Linked DNA regions of Homo sapiens: region 1 is linked to region 2. The links are chromatin loops, found by intact Hi-C in ENCODE. Cell type or tissue: Panc1. All regions are shown on one strand. Each heading gives the region's core, and the rest is flanking DNA. Links, peaks and the distances in the headings are about the cores only. Region 1 overlaps DYNC2H1 (dynein cytoplasmic 2 heavy chain 1). Region 2 overlaps PDGFD (platelet derived growth factor D).

Evidence for each region. A loop is a pair of places that touch in the nucleus more often than their neighbours do. Peaks named below come from ENCODE experiments on the same cell type or tissue, not always from the same donor. Only the 100,000 strongest peaks of a DNase experiment are listed, where the experiment ranks them.
Region 1: it touches region 2 in a loop (3-fold over the local background); 3 of 110 quality-filtered maps call a loop at or near these places.

The regions. Positions count from the first base shown.
Region 1 is chr11:103,198,304-103,206,303 of GRCh38, forward strand. DYNC2H1 (dynein cytoplasmic 2 heavy chain 1) reads left to right here. Exons shown (of 89, transcript NM_001377.3): 49 at 925-1,173; 50 at 1,743-1,851; 51 at 5,360-5,473; 52 at 6,519-6,661. Among named protein-coding and RNA genes, the nearest start is that of DYNC2H1, 93 kb to the left of the region's middle. In Panc1, for the core only: CTCF peaks have their summits at 3,935 (motif pointing right) and 4,144; a DNase peak (open chromatin) is centred at 3,940.
Region 2 is chr11:104,140,650-104,149,633 of GRCh38, forward strand. The region is part of intron 1 of PDGFD (platelet derived growth factor D); the gene reads right to left. Among named protein-coding and RNA genes, the nearest start is that of PDGFD, 19 kb to the right of the region's middle. In Panc1, for the core only: no CTCF peak of the experiment used is centred there; no DNase peak of the experiment used is centred there.

The DNA of each region.
Region 1 (8,000 bases), core at 1-8,000, 940 kb before region 2:
TTTAATATTAATCAGGAAATTACTCTGGAGCAGTGGTTGTCAAACTTTAGAGAGCATTAGAGTCATGTAGAGATTAGAAAATATGCAGATTCCTGGGTCTCATCCTCTTAAGTGTCAGATTCATTAGGTGACCCAGGTAGTCCAGATGTCTAAGAGGCTCCCAGATGATGTTGATGCTGCTGGTCCACTGAAACTTTGAGTAGTGCTATCCTAGAGAGTTTCTTTCTCTTTTAAAGTTTAGTTATAATCAAGAAGAAGAAACAGTATTGCAAATGATTGCTTTAAAAATTAATATTTATATTGAATGTTAGTGTGGATTTTATATCAGGAAACATTTTTTCATGGTCTGGTAAACTGATTCGCCTGGAATGGATGTTGCAAAGTTTTGAAGCGTTGAAAGTTGTTAAATATGTAAAGTCTAATTTTCCTTTCTCCCTTCCTGCACTCTATCAGGTAGTCCCTGGCAGAGCATGGTACCTGTGTTAGCTTTTGATTCATTCCCAAGCAATGCGAAAGAACAAACATTCACAAAAGATTTTTTAGGCACTAGATTTCTAGAGTTTGGGGATTTTTTTCATGGTCTATGCACACTGATTCATGACAACTGATAAAATTTGAGCAATTTTAAAGTTTTATAATTAACCTGCTATCTCATGCTGCTTTTTATTAGTGTAGCAGTGACCAAAAGTAACTGATTTTCACGGACCCTTGAACTTGTTTGACATGAGTTTTTCCTTAGAGAATGCCAATATATTTATCCAGGATTACCAGACATATAAAATATTGAGTGTGAGATGATATGTAGTCACTTTACTTTTTTTCTTGAATGTATCAAAAATATAATATTTTAACCTAGGTAAGTAACATTTTTATTATGTAATTAGGGCTTATATTAATTATAAAATATTCTGATTTTTTTAAAAGGGTCTTATTCATTATGGACGAGATAACCAGAATTTAGACATTTTACTTTTCCACGAAGTCTTGGAGTATATGTCTAGGATAGATAGAGTGCTGAGTTTCCCTGGAGGTTCACTTCTATTAGCAGGACGCAGTGGTGTAGGTCGTCGGACCATCACTTCTTTAGTCAGTCACATGCATGGAGCGGTCCTGTTTTCTCCAAAGATTTCCAGAGGATATGAACTGAAGCAGTTCAAAAATGATCTCAAACATGTGAGTTGCCCACTCTCTTTTGCTTTATTTGGTTTTAAATTACATTGGTTATTACTCTAAACATCTTTAAAGACCTAAAGGTTTAAAGAACTAAAGTTTTAAAGAACATCTTTAAAGAACTAAAGTTCTCTGTTATACAATGTAGTCTTTATTTTAATTTAGATTATTTTTTCCATGATTATTAGAAAATTACATTTTTATCTATAGACAGGAAAGAGAATACTATTAGAATTTCTAGGAAGCAGATACTCCAGGTCATGGGATGTTAGACAGACATGAATGGTAAACAGAAGGATGGAATTTACATAGGAAATATATGAGTAGAGATAAAAATGATCTACTTGTTTTAATTTTAATGGCCTAGCTGTAAAATAATTAGTATTTACTTAGGGGTTGGATTTACTTTCCAAATTATGTGGCTAAAGTTTGATTTTTAATTATTAAAATGGAAATAAATGAATAAATAAACACATGATACTGGCATACTTTACATACAAATACAAAATGTTAATTTTTAACTGTACCAAAAATACTTAAAGGGCACTAAAAAATATTTTCTGATTTTGCAGGTGCTGCAACTTGCAGGAATTGAAGCACAACAGGTAGTTTTACTTCTTGAGGATTACCAGTTTGTACATCCTACATTTTTGGAGATGATCAATAGCCTTTTGTCTTCAGGCAAGTGAACAGTTTCTTTTCGAAGAAAATAAAAATAATGGCATAAAAATTATCCAAGTAAAATTATCTTGTGCAAAATTTATTTGTTTTGGAGAACTTTTGGCATAGTTCTTACTTAGGAGACATGGTGTTAAACATGCTCATGGCAGGAGAATTGAGAGACTCCATTTTTATAAAACCAATAATTTAAGACATATAAAAATTGTTAATATTGAGTATTGGTGAATATTCAGAAAAATTGACTTTTACATATACTTTTGCTGGGTTATTATCTGTTATAACCTTTGGGAAAATTATCATCTAGGACTTATTAAAAGCTGTGCCATACTCTTTGATGTACCATTCTATTATCTGTAGGAATTTAACCCACAGAAATAAAAGAAGTAGTATGTAAGAAAATAGGTAGTATAATTTATAATCACAAACATTTGATAGAACCTTCCTATCAGTAGTGGCATGGTTGTATAACTATATAATAGTATGGCCTTAGTATGGATATATGAATATACATATACTCCAGATATATGAAATTCCACATAATGCTACACATTAGTGCCCACATTTCATGTGTCTGGAATATAGTTGCATTCATTAACCTGGAAAAATGCACATTCTCCTTCTTCAGTTGGATATTACAAATCAAGTAATAAGTAATCTTGTTTGTTTGCTTGTTTGTTTATTTATTTATTTTGAGGCAGAGTCTTGCTCTGTCGCCAGGCTGGAGTGCAGTGACATGATCTCGGCTCACTGCAACCTCCCCCTCCCAGGTTCAAGTGATTCTCCTGCCTCAGCCTCCTGAGTAGCTGGGATTACAGGCATGCGCCACCATGCCTGGCTAATTTTTGTAATTTTAGTAGAAACAGGGTTTCACCATGTTGGCCAGGATGGTCTCGAACTCCTGACTTCAGGTGATCCTCCCGCCTTGGCCTCCCAAAGTGCTGGGATTACAGATGTGAGCCACCGCGTCTGGCCAGTAATCTTGTTTTTTAAAAGAAGAAATTAAAATTATTTTTAAGGAAAAAAGGAACTTATATGTACTTTATGCATCTGTATAATAGAAAAATACCACTTGAAAGAGGACTATCTTAATACAAATACTCTCTAGAAATTTATGGCTAAGTGGGCTCTCTATGTATCTGGAATTCTATGGATTGTAGAGATATTTATTGTTTTATGTTTTCAAGATTTCTATGGTTTGAAAATCATTACTTGCATTTTGCCTCTGAGATAAGTTCGAGTCTTGTTTTTCCTCTGAGATATAACATGAAGCACTGTCCATTTATATTCCTCAGCATTTCTCACCCCTAATTGCACGTTAGAATCACTAGGATAATTAAAAACAACAACAACAACAACAACTAAAAACGAATTCTTTGCTACTACCCTAAATCCATTGAATTAAAATCTCTGGGGTATGGTGGGAGTATCATTTGGCTATTGTGACTCCCTAATTGAGTCTCTGCAACCTGAACTAAGAACTGTTGCTACTCTTCTCCTGTGGCTCTGTCCCCAGCAAACTGTGGTACTCTCCTGCTGTCTGTGGTGTTACCTGACCTTTTTGGTGTCTTCCTGGGGAGGACACTTGCGAATTCCTATATTTCTTCCTTTTTTTTGAAGAATTTATGAAGTTTGTTAGAATATTTCTATGAGTAATCACTGTTAGTGATTGGGAGGAAGTAGCTTAGTTTTAAACTTGGATCAAGAGTGTTTTGTTATTTAAGTACAAAATAAACCTTAAAAACTAGTTTCAATTGTATGGGTGGTATCACTGTGGGGATCAAAGGACAAAGTTATATGAACTCATTTTCAACTCAGTTTTCAATAAATACTTGCTTTGTATCATGCTAGTGCTCTGAGGAGAAATTTTCTTCAGAATTTAACAGCTTTGGTTAAATAATAAGTAATATTTAAACATTAGTGCCCAGATGAGAAATACAGACCAGGATGCTCTAATTAGACAAGTGGTAGATCCATTTCTGTTAAAAAGTTGAGGGATAATGGCTTAGTGAAAGTAGTAGTACTTGAGTGGACTTAGAGCGTTCCATCTTTTGATATTTAAGGAATACATTCCTGCGTATTGCTTCAGTTGTCACTAGATGGAGACATTGTTCATTTTGGCTGATGAGACCAGAAACACAGATTTTTTTTTTTTTTTTTTGGAAAGCAAACATTCAGATAAGCACTAACCTAATAATCATTATTTTAAGACAAATTGGTCTTTATTATCAAGATATAATCGTAAAAATGAGAAGTCAAATCTTGGCATTTTATTTTCAGAGGAGGTATTCAGTAGGCTTGGTTTCTTTTTTCTATTTCAAATTCTTATTCCCTAATGTGTATAATATATAGATAGAGCTGACATTTTTTGCTAAATTTAAGGAATCAAAAATATCTTGGTATGTCTAAAATTTGAAGAAAAACATATACAGATTTATGTGTGCATGTGTTCAAGTATGTACAAGCTTGTGGGGTGGGGGTGGTCTGGTGCCTCTTAGTTGAACCTAAAGAAAAGTAGGGATCAGACTGTGATGGGCCTTATATGAATGCATTATTTTGGATGTGTAGCAAAGGACTTTTCACTTAATGTTATAGTTTCTTGTGAATTGTAAACATATTGGCTTAACAAATATTTATTAAATGCCTCTTATATGCAGGACCAAGTTTTAAATACTGTTACAATTTGTAGAAGTGAACAAGATGTGCTCCAGGCCCTCTATCTTTAAGTCTGTCTTTAAGACTAAAGTTGTAGTCTTAATCAACTTTGATTTGCCTTTCATCATTCTATTCATCATCATGATTTGGCCTGCATAGTAGCAGGCCATGGACCAGTTCTTCTGATTTCTAGTACAAGTTCATCTTTTCATTCATTCATTTATGTAAAACATATTTTTGTTCTAGATACTTAGGTAAGAATATTCTAGGGTTAAATGTTGAACATTGTCAAATATTTGTCCTCAGAAATTTAAAGTCTAATTGGAGATAAGAAGGAAGTAATTCATTATTAAATGATGTGATAAGTGCTAAAAAGTGATATATTTGAATAGTATGTGAAAGAGAAAGAGTGTTTAATCAGCATATGGGCAGTCAAGAAAGGCTTATGGGCATAGCAGTTAGGGAAGTAGCATCTTGAAGGATAAGAATTTATTGGGTATCAAGATAAGGGGCAGAGGATGACTGTAAGTATACATTCCAAGAAGAGAGAATATTTTGTTGTGTTTATGGAACACAAGTTTATTGAGGCTAGAGTACAAGGTCTTATGGAGGAAGATGGAAAAATAACCAGTAAAGGTAGACAGATGGCTAGTGTATGACTATTTTGAGTGGTTTGCTTAGGTGTTTGAATTTTATCAAATGAGGGCTATAGATAAAGATTTGTGAGTCAAGTAGAGGTAATAAAGTTTGTATATTTTTGGAAATAAAGATTGAATAAGAGCAGATTTTTAAATACAAAAATTGAAAAAGCATCATTTATTAAAATGTTTTCAATTAGTCTAATATTTTTCTGTAGGTGAAGTTCCTGGACTCTATACTCTTGAAGAATTAGAGCCCTTGCTGTTACCACTTAAGGATCAAGCTTCACAAGATGGTTTTTTTGGACCAGTCTTCAATTACTTCACATATAGTAAGTGACATAGAATTCATTAATCAAATCAAACTGGTTTGTATGAAATATATATCATTTAATTTGCCTTATTTTGTCATTAGATTGCAAAGGTATCTTAAATCTTTTTTCTGGAGCTTTTAGAAAGTAACACCTAACTAGTGGATAGGCTAACCTATAATAAAAACACCTGTATTAGTCTGTTTTTCCACTACTGATAAAGACTTACCTGACACTGAGCAATTTACAAAAGAAAGAGGTTTATTGGACTCACAGTTCCCACATGGCTGGGGAGGCCTCACAATCATGGTGGAAGGGAAGGAGGAGCAAGTCATATTTTACATGGATGGCAGCAAGCAAAGGAGGGCTTGTGCAGAAAAACTCCTGTTTTTAAAACCATGAGATCTCATGAGAGCCATTCACTATCATGAGAATAGCATGGGAAATACCTGCCCCGCTCCATGATTCAATCATGTCCCACCAGGTTCCTCCCGCAACACGTGGGGATTATGGGAGCTACAAAATGAGATTTGGGTAGGGACACAGAGCCAAACCATATCAATACCTTAGCAAAATTTTAGCAAACAGGAATGATGAAAGTATGGTAATGTTCTTTGGAATATTTACCTTGCCTCCTTTGTTTCATGTGGTGAAATTAGTGCTGCTTTAGTACCTCCTGTCTTAAAGAACTATTGAACCATTTAGATTGTGCCAGACTTCATAGTTTTAAAAAACTAGCCTTTTATTCTTATAGAAACAGTTTTATATGCACTGTAGAAATCCAAAATTGAAATAAGTAAAAAATGAGGCAATAATCACACCACCCAGACATTATGACACTTACATTTTTCATGGACATTTTTCTGAGTCTTTTTTCTTAACATGCACATACACAAATTTATAAGTGTTCTTTTAACTAAAATAAAAATCATAACATAATATTGTTTTATATTGTGCTCGTTTTAAGAAACAACTCCTACTATTTCATTTGAGAAAATTTTGATCTCTTTAACCCAGACCACGTATAGATTGCCTGATTGTATTATTATTCTTATATATTTCTTAGGAATTCAGCAAAACTTGCATATTGTCTTGATAATGGATTCTGCAAATTCAAACTTCATGATAAACTGTGAGAGTAATCCAGCTTTGCATAAGAAATGCCAGGTGTTGTGGATGGAGGGTTGGTCCAATAGCAGTATGAAGAAAGTAAGTTTAACAAATATTAAAAAATTTAAAAGCACATTTTATTTTTGAAGTTATTGATTTTCACAACTTCTCTTTGGTGTTGGTTATAACATCACCTTAATTATGGCACCAAACATCTCTTATGTTTGGAAATGTCTGTTTTCTTCGTACTCTTGCATCATAATTTAGTTGAATGTAGAATTTTAGATTGAGGATCATGTTCTTAATTAAGGACCCCAGAGACAACTATACTTTAAAATTTTATGGCTTTAATTAACTAGCCTATTACAGGCTGTCCTAGATTTTTAAAAAATCATAGCAAGTATTTAACAATTAAAGAATTTTTAAATCCTTAAAAAATATCATCACTATGCTGTGTGTTTGGAGGGGGATGAGTTAAATTGTGAACTCATAACACTATCTTAACTGGAAGCCTCTTATTTTACCTCATTTGAATAAGTAATAATTTCAACATTGTTTGTTTAAATGATATTCATATTCTCAATCACTAATTTCTTTATTTTTCTATAAGAGAAGTATAGTTTAATGCCTGCCATGATTCAGAGTAAGGAGTGTAATTGGAGATAAAAGACATGGTTTACAGATGAGGTAATATTTTAGTTACTGAAAGATATTTTAGCTTGAGGAGGCCACGTGAATAAGAGGCATTCATTAAGAAGTAATTATTGGGTGCTTAGTAAGTACCACTGTTCTATATATGTTGAGGACATAGCAGACGAAAAAAAACCAGAGAGAAATCCCTGCCCTCATGGTGTTTACATTCTTCTCAGGTATATCTGCGGGGAAAGCTTTCTAGGTGAAGATCCTGGGTAGAGAGCATGTCTGATGATTTTGAGGATCAGTAAGAGGCAACTTCACCTGGAGCAGAGTGATTGAGGGGAGAGTTGGTGAAGATGATGTCAGAGAACTAAGAGGAAACCAGTTAGGATGGGGCTTTGTAAGCTACTACACTCTATAGGATTTCAGCTTTTCCTGAGAACTAACTTACTTTTGGATGCTTTCGAACAGAAATATTCTGACTCATTTTTTAATGGGATTACTGTAGTTTCTGTGCTGAAAGTAGACTATAGAGAGCAATGGTTGGAGCAGTTACAAATGATTGCAGTAATCCAGAGAGAAAAGGATAGGTTGGGCTAAGGATGTAGTGGTAAGGTGGTGAGAAATGGTTGTATTCTGCATACATTTTGCAGTAGAAACAACAGGATTTGCTGACAGATTGTAATAAGGTGTAACAGAAAGTGAGGGGTCAATGATCCTTCTGAATATTTGGCTTGAGCAACTAGAAGGATGAAATGACTATCATTTGAGACAGAGGATACTGTGAAAAGAACATATTAAG
Region 2 (8,984 bases), core at 532-8,531:
AACTCTCCCCAAAGACCAACTAGACATTTCTAACTATATCCCCCCCTGAACATTATCCTGGCAACTGAAGCAACATATCCAAACACAACAATCATTTCTATTTTACTATCTCCCTATTGCTAATGTCCTAACCTTTTCCTAGTTATCCACACATTTAGACTTTTCTTCATTAGGATATAAAGCCAGTCAATTGTTTATCAATTTTACTGCTGAAATATCTCCCTTGCTATCTACTCTCACAGCTAATAGCTATATGTAAGCTTTTGTGAGGTCTTACCTTGGCTATGTTAATAGATTTGCTATCTGATTTTCACTGGTTCTCCAATTCATTTAATGTTGCTGCCCAGCAGCAAAGGGCCTACATGGTCTGGACCATCCTATCTTTGCTAGCTTCTATCTCTCTTCTTCTCCAAACACAATTTACGGTGCTCACTGATGACAGGTCTCCTAGTCTGCTACCTAACATGCCTTCTCTTTCCTGCCTTACATTTCTGTTTAGCCTAGTTTCTAAGAAACTAAAACCAACGTAGTTAAAAAACCTGTAATATACTCCCCAGATTCAGCTTTTTAAAAGGTTTTCATTTGTTGTAGGTTGAACGGTACCCATACTCCACAAAAAAAGATGTCTACATTCTAATCTCTAGAACTTGTGAACATATCTTAGATGGCAAAAGATGAGATTTAATTTTTTTTGTGCTTGCTTCGGCAGCACATATACTAAAATTGGAACGATACAGAGATTTAATTTAATTTTTTTTTTTTTTTAGAGTCAGGATCTTGCCCTGTCACCCAGGCAGGAGTGCAGTGGTGAAATCTCTTAAGTGAGTTCTCTTATCTCTAAGTTTCCACTTATTAGCTCACTGTAAATTTGAACTCCTTAGCTCAAGAAATCCTCTTGCCTCAGCCTCCTGAGTATCTGAGACCACAGGCACATGCCACTGCACTGAACCAAAAAAAATGTGGCTGAGTTCAAGGTCTTGTGAGGAAGAGCTTATGTATTATCCATGTGAGCCCTAAATGCAATCTCACATGTCCCTATATGAGTGAAGCTAGGGAGCATTTAACACACACAAAAGAGGAGAAGGCAATGTGACCATGAAGGCAGAAACTGGAGTGATGCAGCCAAAGAATGTCCGCAGCCAAGAGCAGGTAACAGGCCTCCCCTACGCCCTCCAGAAGGTGTGTGGCCTTACTGATACCCCTATTTCGACATTTTTATCTTCAGAAATTTAAGAAAATAAATTTCTGTTGTATTAAGCCACCACAGTTGTGCAATTTAATCCAGAACTCAAAGAAACTAATATACCATCTTTATAGCCTGGCTTGAATTCCATTTCCAATTGCACCAAAGGATGCCTTATTGTCTTGGGGTTGGTGAAGTTCCCTAATGGAATTATTTCAGCATCTTGTTTTCACACTTACCATATTAATACTGCCATATTAATGATAATACATACATATATATCACATACACATCCTTATAATACACATAACAAACAATACACCTGAACATATGTGTGTACATGTTTGCATGCCTGTACATACATATGTTAAATATTATCATGAATCTGGGTATATGTATTCATGTGTGAATATATGCTATATAAATATGTGTGTGTGTATTTATACATATACACACACAAACATGTATTTATAAAAGTAAATATATGTTTATATGAATATGTGTGCGTGGTGTACATATATACACACATATTTATATAACATATACTCACACACAAATACAAATGCCTGGATACATAATATTTAACATATATATGTACAGGAATGTGTGTGTGTATATATATAGTATATGTACACATATCTATTAGAGATGATCTAATAGATTTTTTAAAATTTCCACCTTATCTACCTAGCATACTGCCTTACTAACAACAGATGCTCAATAATATTTAACAAGTAAACCAATGATTTTATTACAAGTCTTCTCTGAGTTCTCTTATCTCTAAGTTTCCAAATTCTTGATTTGGCTAAATGAGAATTGGAGATGTGATTGACTGTGCTATAGAAAAACCGAAGGCCCTAATAATTTCTTTGTGATTAGAACAAGGGAGAGGGTTTCCAGGAAGTGATGTTGCTGTGCTAAAATCTTCTCGAAAATGCAGACTGTTCATTCTGATATGGCCAAAGCCCTCTGTGGGATTAAATGTTACGATGCCTCCAGGGGCAATGATGTAGGCTGTGGTAGTGCATGTCCGCGAAGGTTTCAAAGCCGCCTGCATTCAGGGTGTCTGAGTGAGGCGAGTAAATCATTCCTGTAACTACAGGGAATGCTCCAGGGAACAGAGCTGCTCTCTGAAAGCACCATGCCTCTGAGATGTACTCTATGGTACTGCTCCCACAGCTCACTGAAAAATGGAGGCCTGGTTATTTTTAGGGAGCTATGCAGGTTTTCCTTACAGTGTGTATTTTCAGAACATAACAATAGGATATTGTCGTTAATATTCTGTATGAAAAAATTTTCTTTATTGAGCATGCGATCTTAAAAGGTCTGCTGTGTTTTTAAATGTTTTTTGTTTGTTTAATTTTAATAGGAAGGCATAACTTCCTCTTTAGCATAAGGAAGACCTCTCTATAAGAAACTGTCTGCTGGGCCTGCTTTAGAAAATCATTGATTAGGTAGTAAGATTTATAATAAAACTGCTGTCTAATATCTATGTCCAGCCTACTCATTTCTGAATATGCTAGAGGGGATCAAAAAAATTAGAAAGGGATCTTGAGCAAATGCTTGCAGAGTAAAGCAGAAACTCTTTACTTCTTGGAATTCTTATTGGATTTTGGCCTCCATGACAACATAAAACCTGGCAGCCGAAGGTCTGGTTTAAGCATCCTTGGAGGTACCATTTATATTTTAGGGTAACCCAAGCTCTTTGGGGAAGCCTTAGTCCTTCCCCAGTTCTGGGATAGAAGCACCACCTAGGTGCTCGTATGGCCCTGTTCTCACAACACTTACTCTGGTGCATATAATCTACTAGCCTTGAGAGTCTCTGGACCAAATGGCTACATTAGGGTGGAGAATCATGCGTTTTACTAGTATACATCTAGCTGCCAAAGTGCCTGGCATATAGTGAGTATTCAGTAAAATACAGATGAATCAAGTGAAACTCACTTCCAAAGCACTGCTTAAAAACCAGGAAAGGATTTACATCTCTTTTCCTTAGTTATATTATAAAACCAATTTGTCTACTTTTCAAACGCAGTTAAGATTATTTAAGGCAGCTTAAATTTCTATCCTTTTTCTTAAAACTGGTTTGTTATTTGCATACATATTGCTTTTAGACATTAAAGAAAGCTTCGATTGGCAAGTCAGGAATGGATGTCATCTCATCTTGGCTTCCAACTTTATTTAGATTCATGTTTTTATAGGCAGCAGATTGCTAAAAAGTCAAACCTCCAGTGAACAGGCTGAAAACTTGCTTGATCTACAACTGTGACTTGAAGGTACTCCATCAAGTGGAACACTGGAGGTTAAGACTATAAATAAAATAAAAAGCAACAACAAGAAAAGGAAAAACCTCAGAATCTCAATTCTTATCAACATTTTTTATTCCAAATGCTGAAACAATTACAGCCATTATATTTACCATTTAAAAAGTCCAGAGGCCGAAGTGGGTGGGTCACTTGAGGTTAGGAGTTAGAGACTAGCTTGGTCAACATGGTGAAACCCTGTCTTACTAAAAATACAAAAATTAGCCAGGCACGGTGGCACACGCCTGTAATCCCAGCTACTCGGGAGGCTGAGGCAGGAGAATCGCTTGAACCCAGGCGGCAGAAGTTGCAGTGAGCTGAGATTGCGCCACTGCACTTTAGCCTGGGCAATAAGAGCAAAACTCCGTCACCAAAAAAAAAAAAAAAAAAAAACCCAACAAAACAAAACAAACAAACAAAAAGGCCAAACTGAACACAACTTGGCAGAGAAAAAGCAAGCAGATTTATGATACAACCAATTCAATGTTGATGAAGCCATTTTAACTCTTTATCACCAATCTTACTGAAGCTGGCAATTGTCTTACCTAAAAATAGACAAAAGGTATCTGCAATACTTTGTAAAAAGCAGCAGATGATAGATCAGAAATTTTTATTTAAATCCTGACCCTGCCAGTGATCCACTGTATGACTTCAGGGAAGTTACTGCACCTTTCTCTGCCATGGTTTTGTCAACCATAAAGCAAGAAGATGGCCTAACCTACCTCTAAGAAGCCTTCCAGAGCTAAAATTTAGTGAAATCACTGTATTAACATATTGTAGACACAGGTGTTACTACTACTTGTAGTAAGATACAACTTTTACTATTTAAAGTATACTCTGAAAAAATGTGGAAAAGTGAAAATACCCTGCTTGCCTTACCATTTATTCAGTGCCATTTCCCTGATATTGTGCTAAATAACTATTTAATATTCACATTTACTTTATAATAAGTGGTGTTATTGTTATTGTTATTTAATCTCTGAGTACTGAGAGGGGTTGAGTAATCCCTACAAATACATAGCGAGCAAGTGGTAGGGGCTGGATTTCAGCTGAGGTCTTGTTACCCTTAATCATTATTCCATATGTCTCTCATCAGGCTAGATTTTCTTTTCAAATTAATGAATGTCATTAACCAGTGTTGGTATAAACCGAATGCTATGTTACGTCATGCAATACATGCATCTCTTTAATACATTATTTGTTTACTTACACACATTTGAAAGCCTATTATGTGACATAGTTGAAACAGTACTGGATTGATTATGCCAGTTAATGTAGGGTTTTAGATTTTTATTTAAGTTTAACACATGTAAATATGCATTTCTATAGCCAATTTCTGATGAACTGCAAGTCTTTAAGTATGTCTCATACTGATAAAATTTTGTAATCATTCTTGCATAAGTTACATCCATAATTTATCTATAATTTCCAATTTATCTTTCTTGAAAGTAGAGAAAACCTTAAAGATATATGTGAAGCAATTTATATAGGGAGCTCTTTAGGCCTTTTAGACTTATTTTATTTTCATTCTTTGTGAAATAGTTCAGTTTTCTCACTTATATCAAACTGTAATGAACTGAAGTGTATCTTCCCAAAATGTATCTGTTGAAGTCCTGACCCCCGAGTGTGCTTGTATTTAGAAATAGGGCCTTCAGAGAGATAATTAAGGCTAAATGAGATCACAGGGATAGGGCTCTAATAGTATAGGACACGTGTTCTTTTAAGAAGATGAAGATATACCAGAGATCTCTTTCCTTCCACATACGCAAGGAGGAAAGAACATGTGAAGACACAGTAAGATGGCGACCATCTATCAGCCAGGAAGAGAAGTCTCACCAGAAATCAAATTTGCCAACACCTTGAATTTGGACCTTCCAGCCTCCAGGACTATGAGAAATAAAGTCTGTTATTTAAGACATTCAGTCTGTGGCATTTTGGTATGGCAGCCCAAGCAAACTAATAAACTCCACAACTTTATTTTTGAGCACTCACCATTAAAGTTTCGACAAACACTGAATTAACTATTTACAGACACAACTCTCTTTTTTGTATTCATGTTTGGCTGTGTCACACAACATTTAATTAAATTATGTAATTACATTAACATGTAGGACTGGAAGACATACGTTTGGGAACAAATACAACACACCTTTGGAATATATATATCTCAATGGTGAGAAAAGAAGTGTGTTCCAGGGAAGTAACACAAAAGCAACACAATTGCCATGGACATCAGTCAGGATGTTTCATATTAGACTAGACAATGTGGTTAATCCTGCTCTTAGGGTACTGGAGCTCCCGCTGCACTAAATTTTTCATCTGATAGTTTCACTTGTTTCCACATTTCTTCAGAGCAAACCTCATATGTCAAGATAGGGATCTCAATTCCAGGGAATGATCCAGATTTTTGTAGTCTAACACTTGTATGATGTGGGATGCCCTCTTAAGATAAAGAACATCAAGTTATGCATATAAAATTAGGCAACAGGACCTTGAAAGGGGCCAATCAAGGGGATGGGCCTGAAGCGTAAGCCTCATTAGCATCAAAGTTAGTCCCCATCTGCTACCCAGACGTTTTCCTCCTGCTATGAGTTGGAGCTTCATCTGAATTGTACTTGGCTGGAGTTCATTCAATCATTCTGCAAATATTTACTGAGTACCTCTATATATCAGGTACTATTCCAGGAGCCAGAGGGGAATAAAAGAGACATAAAAAAGGATACAGTAGGGAATAAAACAGACAAAATCTTTATCCTTACAGAGCTTATATTCTTGAAGGAAGACAGAACATAAACAAATGAAAATAAATGATATAATTTCAGGTAGAAATAAGTGAGCTTGGTACACACCAGGCACCGGGGCATACTAAAAAAAAAAAAAAAAATAGTTGTTTTAAAAACCACTTCTTTGTTGAAAAATGAAAAGTGCCCTCTGAATAAAATGTTTTCAATAACACCAGAGTCACACTGTGACTTGACACATATAAGGTTGTTGAAGAGATTCTGATCTTGCGAAGTTGTTTCTTGCTTAGAACAAGCCTTTCCAATCTTGTGTGCTTGTTTTGAAAACTAAGTACACTGTGCTTGGTTTTTCACAGCATAAGATATCAAAATGGACAACTTAGGTCGAGTTCTCCACAAATAGAAGAAATAAATTTTGCAGCAATGAAAGTTTTACAGGGCATCATTATATATGAGCCTGTCATGGGAACACAATCCAATAAGGTATTTCCAAAGTCAGGTAAGGAAACATAGGATACCCTTACAAGCCATTTTACTTGATAGAATATATTTTCTTGATCAAATTATATGCAAATTAATGGTCATGTCAACAATGATCCACCAATAGCTTGGTAGAGATACTCATTTAACAAAAGTAAGAATGATTTATATTGCTGTAATATTTTTTATTAATCACATTTAAATTCTAGGCCACATAGTCAGTGGCAGGACTGAAATTTTTTAATGCAAAAGGAGTTTTCATAATATTTTATTGTCCTAAAAAGTCATGCTCCAAATATATGCTGTCCAATGGCTCCAAATCTAAGGCCACTAACTCCAAGGAGATATGGGTGACATAGTAAAAATCTGTATCAAATACAGATTATACAAAATAATACAAATACAAATTAGACAAAATACAGACCTGATACAAAATCTGTATCAAATACACATTACAAATACAAATAATAGGTTAAATCCTCCAAACATATGGCGGGGTTCTCTTATTCACAAATCTTTTAAAATCAGCCAGAAAGAGTAATTTTAAAAAATGGTGAAGTGATAAATGAGAATATTATCATTGCCTAATGCAAATTAACTCATAAATGAAAAGAAGTATCAATGCTGATTAAACACAGTTTTTCCCATTCATGGCAGAGAAATGAAGTGCCAGCTGCTGTTTTTATTAGAAACTTTTCAAACATCAGAAATTTTGCACCTGGCATAAAAACTGAGTAGCATGGTTTACTGTTAGTTTATTAGATGACTATAAGTTTTTTTAACAGAATACATGAAAATAACTAGCAACATCAACTGTACCAGTGTTGATATAATAATAAAATATAAAACACATAAAACTTGCCCATGCTGAGTTATTCAGCTCCTTAAAAAGTGACTCAGTCGATTTCAACACACTGAAACGATGAGATACAAAAACAGCTCTCATAAATTAATTTTTTATGTTGGAAATAGACCAATGATAATATGTGTTGTTCCAAATAAATGATCTTAACATCCTAGAGCTATACTGTCCAAATTGGCAACAATTAGCCACATGTGGCTATCAAAGCTTTGAAATGTGACTACTCTGAAATAGGATGTATTGTAAGTATAAAATTCATATAAGATTTTGAAGATTTAGTATTATAAAAATTTAAAAGAAATTGCAATAATTAAAAAAATGAAACATTGAAATATTTACATACATAATGAGTTAAATAAAATATATTATTACATTTTTAACTTTTATTTTAAGCTCAGGGGTACAAGTTCAGGTTTGTTACACAGGTAAACTTGTGTCATGGGGGTTTGTTGTACAGATTATTTCATTACCTACGTATTAAGCCTTGTACCCATTATTTATTTTTCCTGATCCTCTCCCTCCTCCCACCCTTCATCCTCTGAAAGGCCCCAGTGTGTGTTGTTCCCCAATACGTGTCCATGTGTTCTCATAACTTAGCTTACACTTATAAGTAAGAACATATTGTATTTGGTTTTCTGTTTCTGTTAGTTTGCTAAGGATAATGGCCTCCAGCTTTACCCACGTCTCTGCAAAGGACATGATCTTGTTTTTTTATGGCTCCATAGCATTCCATGGTGTATATGTACCAAAATAACTTCATGTATTTATTTTTACTTTTTTATGTGGTTACTAAAAATCTTTAAATAACATTGTCTTATATTACATGTCTTTTGGACAATGATGGTTTAAAGTGGCAAGAGTTTGGTTCAATTTCAGCTAAGAACCTTGGGCTCAGAAATTCACCTAGAATTCTCTGAGTCTGTCCTAAACTCCAAATTTCCAGCAATCTTAAAATTTGCAAATACCTCATCTAGGTACAGTAAGTTCTCACTTAATGTCATCTATAGGTTATTGGAAATTGCAACTTTAAGTGAAAGGATGTATAGAGAAACCAACTTTATTATAGGTTAGTTGGTATAAACAAGAATTAAATTCCTGTGGCGTAATTCTGGTCACAAAAACATCACCAAACTTCTAAATAAAGACCAAAACAGTTCTAATATTCAACACTGAAATAAATGTGAGCTATACATACATTCAAGAAGAAAATGAATAAAAACAAGTGAGATAATTATATACCCAAGTTCGGTGAATCAGTGAATGATGGCAGTGTTAGTAGTGGTAGGTTAAGTCAAGGAATAAATGTTTGCAAAGTGAACATTGGAAGGAGCAGCCCCTACCATCACACAGCTCAAACAAGAACAAATATGGCAGGCTCATGGAGTGCTTCCCTCCTGCTCCATTTGTTGTAGTGC